Regions from separate parts of the Homo sapiens genome. Here region 1 is linked to region 2. Evidence: chromatin loops called from intact Hi-C (ENCODE). Cell type or tissue: IMR-90. All regions are shown on one strand. Each heading gives the region's core, and the rest is flanking DNA. Links, peaks and the distances in the headings are about the cores only.

The links. A loop is a pair of places that touch in the nucleus more often than their neighbours do. Peaks named below come from ENCODE experiments on the same cell type or tissue, not always from the same donor. Only the 100,000 strongest peaks of a DNase experiment are listed, where the experiment ranks them.
Region 1: a loop joins it to region 2, with 2.3 times the contacts of the local background. A loop is called at or near these places in 11 of 110 quality-filtered maps.

The regions. Positions count from the first base shown.
Region 1 is chr13:50,432,373-50,442,045 of GRCh38, forward strand. It overlaps DLEU1 (deleted in lymphocytic leukemia 1), which reads left to right. Exons shown (of 7, transcript NR_109974.1): 4 at 1,041-1,178. Among named protein-coding and RNA genes, the nearest start is that of DLEU1-AS1, 90 kb to the right of the region's middle. In IMR-90, for the core only: no CTCF peak of the experiment used is centred there; a DNase peak (open chromatin) is centred at 5,069; H3K27ac peaks cover 867 bases.
Region 2 is chr13:50,513,384-50,523,056 of GRCh38, forward strand. The region is part of intron 5 of DLEU1 (deleted in lymphocytic leukemia 1); the gene reads left to right. DLEU1-AS1 (DLEU1 antisense RNA 1) reads right to left here. Exons shown (of 3, transcript NR_125753.1): 3 at 7,550-8,053. Among named protein-coding and RNA genes, the nearest start is that of DLEU1-AS1, 9.2 kb to the right of the region's middle. In IMR-90, for the core only: no CTCF peak of the experiment used is centred there; a DNase peak (open chromatin) is centred at 5,558; H3K27ac peaks cover 226 bases.

The sequences.
Region 1 (9,673 bases), core at 3,914-6,413, 81 kb before region 2:
AAAATTCTGTTCCAATGGTCTATGTAGCTGTTTTAATACCAGTATCATACTACTTTGGTTACTATGGTTTTGTAATATATTTTGAAATCAGAAAGTATTGATGTTTCCAGCTTTGTTCTTCTTGATCAAGATTACTTTGGTTATATAGGGTCCTTGGATAAAGAAAATGTGGCACATACACAACACAGAATACTATGCAGCCATAAAAAAGGATGAGTTCATGTCCTTTGCAGGGACATGGATGAAGCTGGAAACCATCATTCTCAGCAAACTATCACAAGAACAGAAAACCAAACACTGTATGTTCTCACTCATAAGTGGGAGTTGAACAATGAGAACACATGGACACAGGGAGGAGAACATCACACACCAGGGCCTGTTTGGGGGTCGGGGGCTAGGGGAGGGAGAACATTAGGAGAAACACGTAATGTCGGTGATGGGTTGATGGGTGCAGCAAACCACCATAGCACATGTATACCTATGTAACAAAACTGCACATTCTGCACATGTACCCCAGAACTTAAAGTATAATAATAAAAACAAATAGTATATGTAATAGGGTCTTTTGTGATTTTAGGATTTTTTTTTTTTTTTTTCTGTAAAGAATGCCATGCATTGAATTTGTGGATCACCTTGGACATTTTTACAACATAAATTCTTCCAACCCATGAACAAGGGTTGTCTTTCCATTGGTCTGTGTCTTTAATTTTATGCATTAAATTTTTACAGTTTTCAGTGTACAAATCTTAACCTCTTTGGTTATGTTTATTCCTAAGTATTTTTTTTATTTTGCTATTGTAAATGGGATTGTTTTCTTAATTTCCTTTTTGAATAGTTCATCGTTAGTGTATAGAAATATCATCTATTTTTTGTGTGTTGTTTTTGAATCCTGCAACTTTACTGAATTTGTTTATCAGTTCTTTCTGTGGAGTCTTTAGGATTTACTTTATATAAGATCATATAATCTGCAAACATAGGCAATTGTACTTATTTCTTTCTGATTTGGCTGCCCATTACTTTTTTTTTTTTTTTTTGTCTAGTTGCTCTGGCTATATCAAATAAAAGTGTCAAGAGTGAGCATCCTTGCCTTGTGCTGAATCACAAAGGAATACCTTTCAGTTTTTCTCCATTGATTATGATAGCAGTGGGCTTTTCACAGTGGGCTTTACTGTGTTGAGGTAAGTTCCTTCTGTACCTATTTTGTTGAGTTTTCATTACGAATGATGTTGATTTGGTCAAATGCTTTTTCTGCATCTGTTGAAATGGTCATGTGGTTTTTATCTTTCATTCTGTTAATATGATGTAACACCTTGATTGATTTGCATATATTAAACCAGCCTTGCATCCCAGGAATAAATTCCAGTTGTTCATGGTGTATAATCTTTTTGATGTGTTGTTGAAAACAGTTTGCTAATATTTTATTAAAATTTTTGCATCCATCAGAGATATCAGCCTTAGTTTTCTTTTCTTATGGTATATTTGATTAGCTTTGGTATTAAGGTGATGCTGGCCTTGTAAAATGTGTTTGGAAGTATTCCCTCTAGTTACATTTTTTGGAAAAGTTTAAGAAGGAATGGTATTAATTCTTCTTTGAATGTTTGGTAGAACTCAGCTGTGAGGCCATCTGGTCCTGAGCTTTTCTTTGCTGGGAGGTTTTAAGTTACTGCTTCAATCTCTTTATCTGTTATGGGTTTGTTCAGGCTTTTTCTTTCTCCCTGATTCAATGTTTGTGGTTTGTATTTTCCTAAGAATTTATCCATTTCCTCTAGGTTATCCAATTTGTTCATATGTAATTGTTTATAATAGTCCCTTATGATCCTTTTAATTTCTTAGGTATCTGTTGTAATGTCTCCACCTTAATTTCTGATTTTATTTATTTAATTCTTCTTTCTTTTTTATAGTTAGTCTGGCTAAGGGTTTGTCAATTTTATCTTTTCAAAAAATCAACTCTTGTTGATTTTCTCTATGATTTTTCTATTCTCTATTTGATTTATTTCTGCTCTAATCTTTATTGTTTCCTTCTGTCTGCTAATTTTGATATTGCCATTATATATCAATTTGGGGAGAACAATTTTGAGTCTTCCAAACTAGTTTGGTATATATCTCTAATTGTGTAAATATTCTTTAATTTTTCTCAGTAATATTTTATATTTTTCTGTTTATAGATCTTGCAATCTTTTGTTTAATTTATCCCTAAGAATATCTTTATGCAATTACAAATATTTTAACATTTTAACTTCCAAATGTTCATTGCTTGTGTATGAAATAAAAATGGACTTTTTGCAAATTAATTTTTATCCTACAATCTTAAGTTTATTTATTAGTTCTAGTAGCTTTTTTTGTAGATCTGCTGGATTTTCTACATAGATGATCATGTCATCAGTGAATAACAATAGGTTTACTTCTCACTTTCAAATCTGGATGTCTTTTTGGAGAGAGTTAGTATAGAATTGATTTTATATTTTCTTAAATGTTGGTAGAATTGGCCAGTAAAAGCATCTGGGCCAGAAGTTTTCTTTGGAAAGGTTTTTATCTATAAATTCACCTTTTGATATAGATATAGGACTAATGAGGTTACCTATTTTTTTCTTGAGTGAGCTTTGATAATTTGTATATTTCAAGAAATTTGTCCATTTTTTCCTTATGTTGTTGAAATTATTGACATAAAATTGCTCATAGTATTCCCTTATTATCATTTTAATAACTGTCACATTTGTAGCGATGTTATTTTTCTTGTTCCCAATATTGTTAATTTGTTAAAGTGTGATTTCTATAAATGGCATGTCATTAGGTTGTGTTCTTTAATCCAGCCTGACAATCTCTGCTTTTTAATTAGGATGTTTAGACCATTTACTTTTAATGTTATTACTGATATGTTTAGGTTTCTTTAAAATTATTTTATATTTTTAGAGACAGGGTCTTTCTCCATTGACCAGGCTGGAGTGCAGTGAAATGATAATAGCTCACTGCAGCCTCGAACTCCTGGGCTCAAGCAGTCTTCCCATCTCAGCCTCCCTAATAGCTGGAATTACAGGCATGAACCACCATGCCCAGCTATGTTTTTAAAAAAATTTTGTAGAGATGGGGCCTTGCTATGTTGACCAGGTTGGTCTCAAACTCCTAGCCAAGAGTGATCCTCCCACCTTGGCCTCCTGAAGTGCTGGGATTACAGATGTAAGCATGGTGACTGGCAGATATGGTAAGATTTATATCTATGTTTCTATTTGTTTATCTGTTTTTTATTCTACCTTTCCTTGTTTTAATTATTAAGATATTTTTGGGCACTGAAAGTCTTATTCATGTAAAATCAGAACTTCAATTTTATATCGAATCCAAAATTTCTTCCCTGACCATGTGCAGATGATCAGTGGCTCAAGGACCCTTTCCTTTTCCTAGATCTTTTATTTTTCTTCCCCCACTATTTCCAGTGCTCAGGCTTCTCCAGGGTTTGGATTGGGAGAAGCTTGATCAGAGTGAAGAAGGCCATGACTCTTTTTATTCAACAGTAGCAAGAGCAACCCAAATCTTTGTTTTTACATTATTTATGGCAGTTTCAAGTGTTTCGCTGATTGAAAGCTTTAGCTATTAAAAAGAAGACCCTGGTATTAGTCTCTTTACAACTGTTGCAAGCCTGTTGAATTTGAATGCTAAGAGACAATGTGTGTTAGAGCTTGGTGTACAGTTGCTTACCTTAAATAGATTAGGCATTAGTAATTTAATTCTTCACTGAGTTTTACCATTCTGAACTAAGATACAATGTTGTTAAGGTAATGAGGGCTATAGTAACACAGCAAGAAAAAAAATCTTAATAAAAGTTTTTATTTTTATTTTTTTGGAGACAGGGCCTTGCTGTGTCACCCAGACTGGAGTGCAGTGGTACTATCTTGGCTCACTGCAACCTCTGTCTTCCAGGCTCAGGCAATCCTCCCACCTCAGCCTCCTGAGTAGCTGGGACTATAGGCACATGCCACTATGCCCAGCTAATTTTTGTATTTTTTATAGAGACAGGGTTTTGCCATATTGCCCAGGTTGGTCTCAAACTCCTGGGCTCAAGCTATCTGCCCACCTCAGCCTCCCAAAGGGCTGGAATTATAAGCATGAGCCACCATGCCTAGCCAATAAAATTATGTTAACATCTATGTAATGTCCAATATTGGTTCTCTTTCAATGGCAATTATCTTCCAAGTAGTCATTTATGGCTCCTTATTGGGCTTCTTCCATCTCTGGCTCTGCCATTTTTGACCTAGGGCTTCTAAGGTTGCCACACCCATCTACATCAAGCTGACATTGTTCCAGAAATTTTTTATAGGCTAAGTCCTGGGGATGGTATACATCACTTCTGTTCATATTTCATTGGCTGGACTTCAGTTATGGCTGACTTCAAGGGAGGCTGGGAAACTGGGGCAAGAATAGAAAATGCTTGGTGAACAGCTAGCTAGTTTCTGTGTAGGAGTGTTTTTTGTTATAAGGATTTTACAGATTTAAATTTAAATTTAAAAGTCCATGAACATGGTTTTTCATCTCTGTCTTCTGTGGTAGTATGTTGACATCATATGGCCAGGTCACTCACCACCCCCTCCCCCCACCATCCCCAAGGAAACTCAGTCTCAATAAGGACATTTCTTGGGGAGGGGGAAGGTAGCTCATCACACTAACACCAAAGCTCTCAGAAGTTGCAAAGCTTGAATTTTTAAGAAAATGTAAAGGGACTACAGCTTTATAATGAGCATTTTAAACAGAAAAGAACAGATTTAATAGAACTTTTATTAAAGTCAAGCAGCGATATCTTCATACTTCATGCTGAGAATTTTTTTCTTTTTCTTTAACTCTTGAATGTCTTTTTAATGATTTTTAACAATTTAAATGTAGAAACTTATGTTCTATTTTCTAGAGTTTTGATTTTAGACAAAAAGGCATTTGTATAAAGAATCCTTTAGAGTGTTTATACAGAGCTCTATGTTTAGTATTTTTCTTACAAATCTCAATCCCCTGGAGTCATGGGGCACTCAGAGCCCAGGGACTCAAGTTCACCATTAGTTTAATGGTTTTGACCTCTGCTCTAAAGTGGATTTGTACAGAGAGTCATGCCTTGCATGTCCCAGAGTCATTAGCTTGGCATGAAATGGTTCTACTGCTTATGTTGCAGTATAATTGTTTCTGAGTTGGGCTTCTGTAAAATGATTATGTCTACTCGAAGACCTGAAGAATTTAAGAGCAATCTGCTCATGGGGTGTCAGTATTTGAGGGCTGGCAACTGGATAATCTTATGTGTAAGATAGAACCTAACTTTCTCTACTCATTTAGTTACCTAGGGTACTGGCTCACTTAAAGATTTGAGAGGCATCTCTTTTCAAGATTAGTATTTCCCACCATGGCTATGGAAACAGTTCTCTATGTCGGCCAAGCCAGCTCTGAGCAATCTTCTGGGAACTTAATATTGTTTATTATTGAATATTTTGTTCATTAATTTGGGGTCCTAAGTATGTCTCAGCTTTTTGATATAATGTCTCCAATAGTGATATTTATTTTAACTCATATGCTAGAAGCCAAAGCTTCATTAATTTGACAATGATTTGCTACATGGTTAACAGGCCAGGTGTCTAGAATAAAAAATCTGCATCAAATAACTTTTGAATGACAAGGTGACCATATTCTGGCCAAAGGGAAGACTTAAATTGAATAAATAAATGTTGTAGTATATTAGAAAGTGGTAAATGCCATGAAGGAAATAAATGGGAGTAGGAAGTTTAAGGGTTGGTAGATATTGCAATATTAAATATGGTAGTCAGGGAGGATGTTATTGATTATGTGACATTTGAACAAAAACTTAAAGGAGCTGAGGAAAGAGCATTCCAGGCAGAGATGAGAGCAAGGATGAGGCCTTTTAAACTGACTTATTTGAGGAACAGCAAAGAGGCCAACTTGTGTTACTAGTGATAGAGAATGAGGAGATCCTGATAGGAGATGCGGCCAGAGAAGCTGAGTTCTGGGGTGGGAATAGGGTGAGGGGAGCAGAAGAGAGTAAGTCCTGACTAGGAGCAACACCTGAATTTTGTGGCATCCTGGAGGCCAGGCAGAGAAAATGTGTGGAGGAGGGAGTGATGGACTATGCCAAAAGATGCTGGTGGGTCACACGAGGTGCAGTCTGAGAACTGACCACTGGGTTTAGATTTGCATTGAGTAAGTGTAGTGGGATCAAGAGTGAATGGGAGGAGAGAAAGTAAAGATTATTTTTTTAAGAGAAGTTTTGCTGCAGTAAGGTGGTACAAATCAGAAGCAAAGTTGAGAGAGCTCTTTTACTTTTAAGAAGGGAGAAATCATGTGATGTTTGTATGCTGATGAGAATAATCCAGGGGAGAGGGAAAAATTGATACAGGAGTGAGAGGAGAGAATTGATGAAGGTTAGAGAGGAGGGATCTGATGCATGAGAAGAGAGATTGGCCTTAAATACAAGCACGGCCAGTGTATCCATGAGGAGGGCAAATCAATGGGCATGGACGCTGGTAGATGGGTAAGTATAGAGATGGGACCATGTGGACTCTTCTAATTGCTGGTAGGTGGGTAAATATAGAGATAGGGGCATGTGGACTCTTCTAAAGCTTTCTTAGCACAACAAGGAATAAGAGCATCATCTGGGAGCAGGAATGAGAGAGGACTTTGAGGAGAGAGGAGAAGTAATTGTGAGAGAAGGGAAATGAATGGGGCAAGGGGTGTTATTGTGATTGCTCAGCAGCATTTTGGTGGTCATGTCTACGAAGGACTTAAAGACAGGTAAGAATTGAGGTGTGAGAGGTAACCAGGGGTCAGATGTACTAGAGCCTTTTGGGCTGTGGTCATGACTTTGGATTTCATTCTGAGTGAGATGGGCAGCTGTTGGAGAATTTGAGCAGTGGAGTGACACTATCTGACTTAGGTTCTAAAAGGATCACTTTGACCACTCTGTGCAGAATATTTTGCAGGAGCAGAAGCAGGACCAAAACTAGTTCAGCAGTCTAAGAGAAAGATGATGGTGGCTCCAGCTAAGGTGCAAGTGGTGAAGGGGAGAAAAAGAGCTGGATTTGAGATAAATTTTGAAGGCAGAGCTGACAGGAATTGTCAATTAAAAGAAGAGTGTGAGAAAGAGGCATTAAGGATGAGTTTAAGATCTAATCTTGAGCAATGCATAAATACTAGTGCTAATTAGATATCAGATTTCTCAGTCCCCAATACACCTATAAGATCAGCACAAACTGAGCTGGCATTCTTAGCCATGTAGCAAAATGATCCCCATGTAGACTGAGGCAGTAGTCTCCTTCAGGTTAATGTTGCTAATAGCCTCATATTTCAGACACAAAGGAAGCAGGTTTTGGCATGAACATGGTATGCAGGAGGTTTAAGATGTGTAGTTTTTCAAAGTATTTTAGCATATTTTCTTTTAATTTTATAATTCCAAGATATATTAAGTAGATACCAATTTAACCTACCTTCTGGAAATTTCTTCTTTCAAAAAATGACAGAATTTAGTTAATAGTCTGGCACTCGTTAGAGTTTTCCCAACAATAAAACAAAGTGTATTTATTTTAATGGGAAGTTCTGCTCTGTCCATTCAGTATTTTAATGTTTTCACTTTTTCCTTCTTTAAAACTTAAAACTATAAAAGTCTGAAAAATGAATATGCCATCAACTTTAAAAATAAAGATGACACTTTGCTCCTTCCTTCTTAAAGAACAGCTTGTCTCAATTTTCCCAATCTCTGTTTTCTTGAAATTTTACTTTCTGACTGGGCCAATCTGGCTACATATCCTCTTGCTACTTCATTCTCTTTTATCAGCAAACTTTCAGGATCACTAAAGAATAAGTAGTGTCTTTGCTTCCATCCCCTTACACTTAGAGACTTTCAGAGTTTCTGTAATAGCTCGCTACACAGAGAAAGGCAAACAAAAGGATGCTAGAACATTTTCCCAAAAAGTGCAGTTTAGTTCTTTTCTTCATTGTGTTTGCAAATGATTGCACTGGGACTGAGGGAGGAAATGAATGTATTGCATAGGAATCTTTGTTCTGTGGTTTGGGGAGATCAAGACCAATACTACCTGGATATTTTATTAACATCTTCAATTTGTTTCTTTGAGTCTTCTTCCCTCTCAGCAGAATGAATGATTAATTTCAGGTAAAAAGAAGCAAGGTTTTTATTGCCTTTCCCCATAATCTGACTTTCAGAGTGGACTTGATGGCTCCAATTATTGGTGCTTTAAATTGTAAACAGTTGTCAGGTTTGTGGATAGGTGGATCAGGAACAGCCACTTGTTATTTCAGAGATAAAGGCAATGTAGTGCAAAAGCTGAGAGCTTGGGATCTGGAGTCTGATAGATTCTAGTGTCACGGCTCTCTAGCTGGCTAGGCCACTTACAATTTCTCTGGGGCTCAATTTACTCATCTGGAAAATAGGGATGATAATGTTTATTTTGTAGAGTTGTTAAGATTGAAATAAGTAATGTATCTTAAGCAATTACCACAGTGCCCTGCACATAATAAACACTCAATAATTGGTAGCTATTTTTACTTTTTATTTTATAAATTTGTAATATAAGGAGTATGATTTTAATAATTGCATTATTACATATTATATGTATTGGTGTATATATGTCTTATTATATTACATATACATATATACGTGTGTGTATATATATTTATATATGATTCAGATTTAAAAAAATAGTGTTTTACTTTCTCTAAGCACCCCCAAAGGATTACACCAGTGATTCTCAAAATACAGTCTCCAGACCAATGGCATCAGCATCACCTGGAAACTTATTAGAAATTCAACTCTTGTAACCCCATTTCAGACCAACTGAATTAGAAACTTTAGGGGTGGGGTTTCATAATCTGCATTTTAATGAGTCTTTCTAGTAACCCTGATGCACTGTGAAGCTTGAGAAACACTAGAAGAGGCTATGTTCTCATCCCAGAATAATGACTTTCAAACTAAAACATCCTTGTGGTTAGGTGGCTCATGCCTATAATCCCAACACTTTGGGAGGCCACGGTAGGGGGATCACTTGAGGCCAGGAGTTCAAGACCCAGTTGGGTAATATAGCAAGATCCTGTTTCTACAAAAAATTTTAAAAATTAGAGAAGCATGGTGGCTCATGCCTGTAGACCCAACTACTTGGGAGTATGAGGCGGGAGCATCACTGAACACCAGGAGTTGAAGGCTGCAGTGAGTTATGATTGAGCCACTGTACTTGAGCCTGGGGGTGACAGGGCAAGACCCATTCTTGCTTTAGTTACTGTCTTGTTTCATGTAGTAAATTCTAAGCGACCTGTAAATGCTGAAGTGAAATCAAATGGTAATATTAAAAACACAAACTCTTTGTTTAATAAATGTCTACTGAGTGCTTACTAGGTGCAAGGCATTGTGTTAAGATGCTTTAATGCACACCTAGTATCATTGTGTTTGGCACAGTGGCTCTCCATTCTTTTCTGTTTGCTTGTCAATCTTTCTGTACACTGCTTTACTTACTACTGCCTTATAGTAGCTTTGGTATGTGATGGAACAAGTTCCTTTTCTTTAATCTCCTTGTCCACTTTTGATCATTTATTCATCTGAATAAAATTCAGATTAAGCCTGTTAATTTTCATGACAAGCTATAATATTCACTGGGAATGTTTTGTAGATCAGTTTAGGGAAAATACA
Region 2 (9,673 bases), core at 4,008-6,507:
CTTAGGACAAGTAAATATTTTACAGCACCTATATTTTCAGACTGTCGCTGCTTCCAAGGCCAGCCTCCTCTCGCTCCTGGCTCACTGCTCCTTTCCCTTACTTTTCCTGGGGCTTGCTTTCTTTCTGTCTTCTTATTTTTTTAATCTCAAAGTTAATATTTCCATTTAATTCTACCTGCTTCCTCCAGTAGTTAACATGCTAGTTAGCTATTTAAACATTTTATAGATTTCTCTGAGCTTGTCATAATTATTTTCTTGGCTGAGCCTTCTGGAGTCATTCCATGTCAGGAGACAGTCTGAAATAGAAAGACAGCAACTTTAGGGTGGGTGCAGCTGGGTTACACCTGTTGCTAAACAAAACAGGATTTATGAAAACATAAACTAAAACAAGTAAAGCAAATCAGAAAAAAAAGACAGTAAGCAGCCTGCCCTGGTAAATTGCATGCTTCTTTTACTGTTGTCCTCTTTGTGTGAGAGATTTGTTTGGGTTTTGGAAGGGACACTTCAATGCACAACCTCTGTAATCCTCAATAAATTCAGTTAGGGTGAAGCAAATCATACCAAGAGGAGGCTCCTAAGTCAAACAGAATGATTTTTTTTTTGGCGCTAAGGGGTGTTTGAATTTTGACAGCTTGTTCTACATTTTAACAATGGAAGCTATGATGGAACAAAACATATTTCTAGACATTGTTGCTTTTTATTTTTAGTGTAGGGTTAAGTGTTAGTGTTAAACATTTTTTGAAAATAAATAAATTTTCTCAATTTTTATAATGCTGAAAAATTAATGACCATATGGTAAAATACTCTGACTGTGGGTGGAATGCAAGGCATCGAAGGACATTACCTAATGGAGGTGGGCGTAGTTTTCCTTGACTCCATAAAGGATTTTAAAATCCAACTGGGCTTAATGTTCCATCTAAATCTGCATTCCATGGCATCATGTCGGTTCACCATAAAAATTAGAGAAAGTTTCTATTGATCAAGAAAGAAGAAAGAAAGAGAGAAAGAAAGAGAAAGAAAGAAAAAAGAAAAGGAAGAAAGAAAAGGGAAGAAAGAAAGAAAGAAAAGAGAGAAAGAAAGGAAGAAAGAAAGAAGGAAAGAAAGAAAGAAAAGAAAGGGAGGAAGGGAGGAAGGAAGGAGAGAGAAAAGAGACATAATTGCTCTATTGTGAAGATTAATCAACTTTATAAAGGAATAAAAATATTTCATAGGGACGTGGTAAAGATTCTTTTGTGAGGGTTTCCCACTTTCTGCTGGAGTGTATAGACCACTTAAGGTAGTCACATCAGGAAAGGGTGAGAACTTTGCCCTTGGACAACAAGAAGATTTTCTTTGCATTTTTTTCAAGAGGCCCAGTTTTTCAAGGGCCTATGACAAAAGTCTGGAGGTAATGAGAAAAGATGCAGACGTGATGATTAGAAAGCTGGTTCTCAGTGTTTGTTTAGTGAATATTAGATTGAGCTTTTCCAGCGTTTAACTCTTGCAGTTAAGAGTTAAGAGTGGTAAGGGGAGCACTGAGTGCTGATTCAAAGGCCAGATAGCATTTTGCAGCTGTGGGGCTACGCACTGGGCCCTGGCCAATGCACCTCATCCCTGCTTTTGCTGGATTTTAACAGGCACCACAGGACCCTTGGCTGCTTAGGCAGCCAACTTTGCTAAATTGCTTCATGGTTTCCATGATGTGAGCTGAAGTCCACCACAGCTAGGTTGGCATCTTTGCATTCATTTCCTTCATGTCCCATTGTAAGTTAAGTCATAAACTGGTACTTCAGACAGTAAAAAGATGGTTCCTTGCCATGCATACTTTGATCTTACTCTGGTGGGAATCATTCCCTTGCCTTATAACTGGCATCTGAACTGATGATACCAACTTTGTAAATGTTTTAAATTTTTGTGGTAAAAAACACATAACATAAAATTTACCATCTTAACCATTTCTAAGTGTACAGTTCAGTAGTGTTAAGTATGTTCATATTGTTGTGCAGCCAATCTCCAAAACTTTTTCATCTTGCAAATCTAAAACTATATACCTCTTAAACTACAATTCTCCATTCTCCCCTTCCCCAAGCCCTGGCAACTACCTTTTTATGTTCTGTTTCTGTGAATTTGACCACTCTAGATAACTTTTAAGTGGAATTATACAGTATTTTTCTTTTTGTAACTGGTTTATTTCACTTTGCATAATGTCATCAAGATTCATCCATGTTGTAGCATGTGTCAGAATTTCCTTCCTTTGAAAGCCTGGACAATATTCCATTGTATGGATAGGCCACATGTTGTTCATTCATTCCTTGAGGGATACTTGGTTGCTTCTACATCCAACTCTATATTTTAGTATTCAACATAATCTGAGGGGTGATATTGTTCTATTAATATTTCTATAACTATTTGTCCCATGACCTCAATTGTTAATAACTGTTGATATGAGGCATCTTTGCCCTCCCAAAATCCCTTTACTAATGTTAAGACAGAGTATCAAACTTGAAATAAGGCAGTAGAATAGCCTCAGTTTTCACGGTCTTGTAAGAGCATTTTCTAAAAGACCTACCCAAAGATGACCTGATTCTCTAGGGGAATGTATCTTATTTGACATATTATTTGTTACTAATTAAGGCTCAGACTCTATGAGATGACATGCTAATTTGTAGGATTTTATTCAGTAGTGATGCAAGTGATTTTGGTCTGGTAAAAAAAAAAAAGGATGACTTTAAAGGTTATACTTTTATTGCCAAGTATAGTATTAACTAGTGTTCTGTCTAACCCAGCAATCTTATTCCAACATTCATTCTCAGATGCCCGCATATATTTAGTTTCTCAAATACTCTTTGCACTGGTTTTATCATTCTGCTCGTTACCTCATTAATGAATTACGTAAATATTTGCCACATGCTTATGTTTATATGCAAGCCATAGTTATAACTTTAAAAAATTATGTTTTGAATTTCTTTCCTGCCAGAGCAGCCAGCATAAATAACTGCATTCTTCATTTCAGTGAAGTTTTTGTTGCTAAGCCATAGAGGGGCCAGGTGATGTCAGAACAGTTAAGCATGAGACCTACACTAGGAAAAAGTAGGAAATGGCTTTCTGCTAAATGTAATTATAGAATAAGTTCTTTTTTTTTTTGAAAGAAGACTGACCAACAACACAACAACAAATTTAGCTTATAAATATGTTCCAGCATTTTAATCTAATACAAGGGCAAAGTAAACCTCTGTGTTGATGTTTGGGCCGAAAACTACCAGCCTCCTCAACTCAACTATGCAAACATCAGGCCAGGAGGCTGCAGAGACCTCAAGGTGTGTTTCCCAAAAGGCATAGTAGAGAGGCTAGCTACACTCACATAGATCTGCAGTTGCAACAGAGGATATAAAAAAATAAATAAAAGGCAAAGTTTCCATAAACTCTGCATTTTCATACCCACCTGCAGCCAAACCTTCTTAATGTGGAGATGTGCCTGTTTCTTGCAAAGGGTTTACTATTATGGTTCTGCTCTGTGCTGGAAAAGTGCAAATGACTATGGACAGCATGCCAAAAAACAGTCCCTGCTGATTCTTTTCAACTCAGGGGCATGTGTGTGTGCACATTTGTGTGTGTGTGTGTGCATGCCTGTCTGTGTGGGGGGTGTTACTATACCATACAGACACACAGCCTGCCGTTTTAAGTGTCCCAGAGATCAATTTATTCAACATTTAGTGACGAGAGGTAGCTCATTTAAAGGGTTAGTCCCTAAAGATTAGGAACTGATTCTCAAGAATGGAGGTAATATATCTTGGTTGCCTTCTAATTCCCAGGTATTCCTCAAAGACAGACCAGCATAAATTAATCAATGCCTCTCTGAATTCTGCAAAATTTGTTTTTTCTTTTGTCCCACGTGAGAGTGAATGTTAAGATAAATGGTTATTTCTGGACTAAAATTAAAGGAAGTTGAGAAAAGCAAATGATGTATTTCAGTGAGTTAGTAGAAGGCCAGAGGGAATTCTGTTAAAAGCCTCCCCTACAGCTTAATGATTGTCACATTGCAAACTCTACCTTGATAAAAAGAAAAATTTTAAACTATGACCTCCCTTAATTTTCTCCATCTATGTGTGGGAGCTCTCCTCTGTGAGTTCATCTGTTTGAATTTGACTCTGAATGATTCAATCAGCCAGTGTTGCACCATAATTTGGTAGCCCTTTGGCTAAATGCAAAGGGTTGGTGGTCTCACCCTGGGTATATGCAGACATCTCCCTGGCATTGTTACATTACCCTGTGGAGTCAGGGGATGACAGATGAAGAAAATTTCTCTGCTGAAGTTAGTGAGGCCCCCTCCATTTCTAGGAAATCCTTAATTTTGTTCTTACAATTTAACGAATCTCTGCTTTTCATGCAATCTTTGTATTTAGGGTCATTCCAGTCTTTTAAACAAAATTGGTATACAGCTTTTTATGTGGGGTAGTGTTTTCAATTTTCACACTGATGCTATCATATTTCAGGAATAACCACAAGTGGTTAATTCTGTAATTCTTCTAGACATTTTATTTTAAACTTTAAACCTGAGGAAACCATGGTCAGTATCAATAAATGTTGATTGAGTGTCAACTGGGTATGAGCCCTGTCCCTGGCACTTTAACAAGTCTGCTCTGAGAGGTCTGGGTTTCCAAGATGTTCCATTACCTGGTTTAGGAGTCAGATATTTCCCTCAAAGAGGTATTCCTTGTTTCCTGAGTTTTAAAATTATTCTAAGTTCCCAGTTTTTAAAGCCATTATCTGTAAGACAGGAGTGCCCAGTAGTTTTCATTTACTAGGAGCTTATTGTGAGCTAGAAACTGTAGTTAGTCAAGTGTTTTACATGCATTTTTAAATTTTAATCTCCATACCAATCTACTAAATTGGCGCCCTATTCTTCTGAATCCCGTTTTAGAGGTGAGAGCACTGAGGCTTGCTGAGAACATGCCATCAGCTCCAGTGACACAGCCAGCATGGAATCCAGTTTAAATGTGGGCATGTCTGACTCCACAGCCTCTCTGCTACATCATGTGCAGTCTGCTTTTTGATGGCCTTTTGTTAATTCCTCCTTGGTGCCCTGATATTTCAGAAGTTATATGTCATTTAGTTACACATTTTAAACCTTAGGAAACCAAGTCTGCATCAACATTTACTAAGTATTGACTGGCTCTGCATTTAATGTTTTACACGTCCGTTTTGCATGGTCAGGATGTCCAAATTATTTCATTAGCTCATTATTTTGGTCATATGTATTTCTGAAGGGGACTATAATAATGAAAACTAGCTTAAATTCCCAATTATTCAGGCTATTTCATTTAAAGATGAGAACAGCTGGCAGTTTCAATTCCTCAAGTGTTGAAAAATTGTGGAAAAGAAAAACCCCAAACCAGCGTGTTAACAAATGGCTTAGCGAATGAATCGGAGGGATTGTGTTCTCTCTGGCCGTTTCTGGATATCTTCTGTGTGTCTCCACAATCTGGGTGCGGTGTGATGTGTTGCTCCACGGAGAAACCACAGTTGAAAGAATAAACAGGGATGACAGAATAAACAGAATAAACCCTGAGTGTGGGGGAAGCTTTGCAAGTCAGGCTCCTTTCACTCACATGCCTGGCCTTCTGGGAATGGGCCCAAAGTTTTCTCTTTGGGAACTGGTGTAAACGGCTTATTGCAGCCAGTTTGTTTGGTTTCTCATTGACTGGTACAGGGTCCTGGGCAGGCACTAGCAGAATGAGGCTGCCTTTGGGGGAGCCTCGCAAACTGGGCACTGCTCAGTAAACAAACACATGCACAAATGTGCTGAGGAAAGTGGGGACCCGGCATGGCACACACGCATGAACACACACACAGACTGAGGGAGATGATCTAATGGAGAAGAAAAGAATTTATTGTTGTTGATCATTATGGATTCCACCTCCAATTCAATGACACATTTTTCTGAAAAGATTTCCATTCTTTTGTTTTTGTTTTATTTTTAGTTTTAGTTCTGGGTATGTGTACAGGATGTGCAGGTTTGTTACATAGGTAAACATGTGCCATGGTGATTTCCTGCACCTATCAACCCATCACCTAGGTATTAAGCCCAGCATGCATTAGCTATTTGTCCTAATGCTCCCCCTCCCCAACCACATCTGCCAACAGGCCCCAGTGTATGTTGTTCCCTTCCTTGTGTCCATGTGTTCTCATTGTTCAGCTCCCACTTACAAGTGAGAACATGCAGTGTTTGATTTTCTATTCCTGCATTAGTTTGCTGAGGATAATGGCTTCCAGCTTCATCTGTGTCCCTGCAAAGAACATGATCTGTGTCCTTTTAATGGCTGCATAGGATTCCATGGTGTATATGTACCACATTTTCTTTATCCAGTGTATCACTGATGGGCATTTGAATTGATTCCATGTCTTTGCTATTGTGAAAAGTGCAGCAATGAACGTATGTGTGCATGTATCTTTGTAATAAAATGATTTATATTCCTTTGGGTATATACCCAGTAATGGGATTGCTGGGTCAAATGGTATTTCTGGTTCTAGATCTTTGAAGAATCGCCACACCATCTTCCACAATGGTTAAAGTAATTTACATTCCCACCAATGGTGTAAAAGTGTTCCTAAGATTTCCATTTTATGTTTGTCAAGCACTCTCCTTGGAGGAAGACTAAAGGCACACACTGTCCATAAGAACTGAACAATCAGTGCTGTTAAGTAAGTTGGGTTGAGATTGTGCAAGACCAGGAAATTGAAGAGGCAGTTGATGAAAGTTGTGAAAGGAAAATTGCAGAAAAAATCTTGCATGCCCATGATGGGGGCACTCAGCAGTGGAAACAGCAAAAAGAGGGACCCATTCTACAGCAGAACTGCCTTTTTCAATAGTGCTATTGGGACCTGGGCTCATGTTCTTGCTGAGAAGAGCCACTAATATTACCTGGGAGTGAGTTGAGCCTTAAAGTCCTTGTCTGTGCAGCCCTGTGTTTTGAGCACTTTCCAGATGGTTCAAGAAGTTTGTAGAACTTATTCATAATTTGTGTAGCAAAACAGCTGCATTTTGGAGCCTTGATAGTAGTATCACAGAGTTGGGCTGGAGGAGAGTCAAAGACAGGGACATATGTGTCACCTGGGCTGCTTTGGAGATCTCAGGACTGTGACAGGACAGTGACACCGGCCTGCAACCATAGACCACCAGTGTGCACTTATAACCTGGGCTCAGACAGATATGCTGACTCCCAAGATGGCTGTATCTTGAGTTAATGGCACATAATTCAGCCCCTCACTGAGGCTTTCCTGGAAATCTAACCATGGACTGTATGTGCACTCAGTCCTGGAACTCCCTGTCTGAAAGTGCAAAAATGCCTGTTCTGGTGTTTGTTCATTTGCAGTAGTTGCATGAGCCTCTGTCCTCAGGGTCTCTGTTTCCTTCTTCGTGTCCTGTGTCTCCATACTGCTTCTCTTCAAGTGCCATCTGTGAGACTCAGGGGGATCCTCCGACATTTACGGTCCTTAGCAGTAGGGTTTTCCCTAGTGGTAAATGGGAGAGAATCCTGAATTCTAGTCACCAGGAAGCAGAAGTACGGCTGAGAGACACTGAAACTCAAGGTCAAGTCTTGCAGGCAAGGAAGAGAATAGCAAGTTGAGCCCTGGCTGATTCAGAGTCCTTTATACTATTGAGATGTACACATTTTTTGGATTATATCACCTGAAAAAGCATGAGGTTTCCACTGTGACATTTATTTTCTTGGCCTTGAAACCCAGAATATTGAGAATGTGGCTGTTAACCAAAGCCTCCTGAACTGAAGGAGGTCTTTTCTTGTATAGTGTGTGAAAGCAGAGAGGAGCTGTTCATTGTAGCCTTTGAAGATCACCTCTTAATTTCCCCGTGTTCTTATTCTCTAACGATGTGCTTCACTCTTCTTTGGAGGGGAGCCTCCTCTGTGCTGTTTGAGATCAGTACTTCCTACTGCCTTTATGATGGCCTTAGAGAAGTTCTCCTGCCGGATCTAGATGGATCTCACATTATGAAAGGAGCAACAGAACCCTGTAGGAAGGCCAGGGCTCTATTTATTTACATTTGAGGTGGTGGCTGTGGAGGAGGAAGATTCAAAACACACAAAGTTATGTATGAATTATGATGTGATATGTTCAGCTTTTAGCTCTCTACTGGGCAGCACTTCAAAGTTTGTTTCAATGGATTTTCTTCAGGGGGCCACACCAGCATCCTCCAAATGGGAGTCTGAGGATGCCTCCCATCTTACATCACTCACAGATCACTGCCAGAGCAACAAGAAACAAAAACCCTAACAATTTACAGTTCACCCTCTTTGATGTAAGGTGCAGTGGGGACACGAAGCCCAGGCCTCTGAGTAGGATGTAGTTGGATTGGCACAGAAAGCAAACTCTTCTTTCTTTCCTCAAGAAGAAGGAAAACTACACTAGCAAATTAAAAATATTAGCAAGCTTCTACTCAGATACATTTAGCTTGATTTGGGTCAAGGTGGGGGAAGGGAAGAGTAAGGAATTCAAACAGCCTGTGCCAAGGATTTGCTGAACATGTTCTTTAAAAAAATGCTGACAGGCATTAAATTAAGTAACAACTGCAGATTACACAAGGGTAAACACTGCTGCTAATGTTTGACTAAAAGCTAACTGAGGGCTCTAAGTGATTCCAGTTAATTTATAGATCACGCCAGTAACAGCCCCAGGGGACTGGGGCTGCTGAAGGTGGGAGATTCGTTTTATAGCCAGAAGCCACGTTTTTAATTTTAGAAAAAGAAAACTAAAGCTGTAGGAACTGATTTAGAAACTTCAGAGGGAGAGAGAGAAAAAGAGAGGGAGAGAGGGGAGGGAGGAAAGACAGAAAGAGAGAGAGAGGTGTAGGGGGAATGAATTGAATGTCTTTGCTGGGCTTGGGATAGAAAAGTGGCTAAGAAAAAAACAGAAAGAAACACATCTAACTTTAAATAACTCTTCCAGGAGGAGAGAGCATGCTAGGATCAAGAGTTAACTATTCCTATGGGGTAGGGGTCTTAAATTCAAGACTGTGCCAGGGGCTCCATCGACCCCAAATGAAAGAGTATAAACTGCCTCGTGTTATCAAATAAGATTAATTTAATTTTGCAACATTTAGCTTCAAGTTAAAATTTAAATATATGGTTGTACAGTAAATGATTTTAAAATTATAGTCCCTCCAACATAACCTCTCTTGACACAATTTTAAATGCTTTTTAAATGGGATGTGTAGTTTGTTTAGTACATAGCAGTTGATGTCCTTAGATTGGGTTTTCATCATGTATTTTAATTTACTAAGGCTGGGATGACCATAATTGCCTAACAATTCAATGCAACGGAATGGGCTACTTCAGCACTTTTTACTGCATTTTTCCATATAATATCTAAAAGTCACCCTGCGACACACACAGGCTATGTTTATGAAAGCAAGGCTTTAACCCTTGCATTTTTCTAGGTTTGAATAATTTTCTTAATAAGGCAAAAAATGTTTGCAAATTTGCACCATGATGTCAGCACGTCATTGTGAAGGAGGTAGGACTGGCCTGCACTTCAGGGATGAAGTCCTGTCCATTTGGTGTTTGCAAACCTTGAGGATCCTCGTGGAAGCCCAGTAACTCCAAAGACCCTTGTTTCTTCCCAAGTTTCTGTCTCCTTTCAGGCAAGGGCAAACATATCTGCTTTGCTAGGCCAGTCT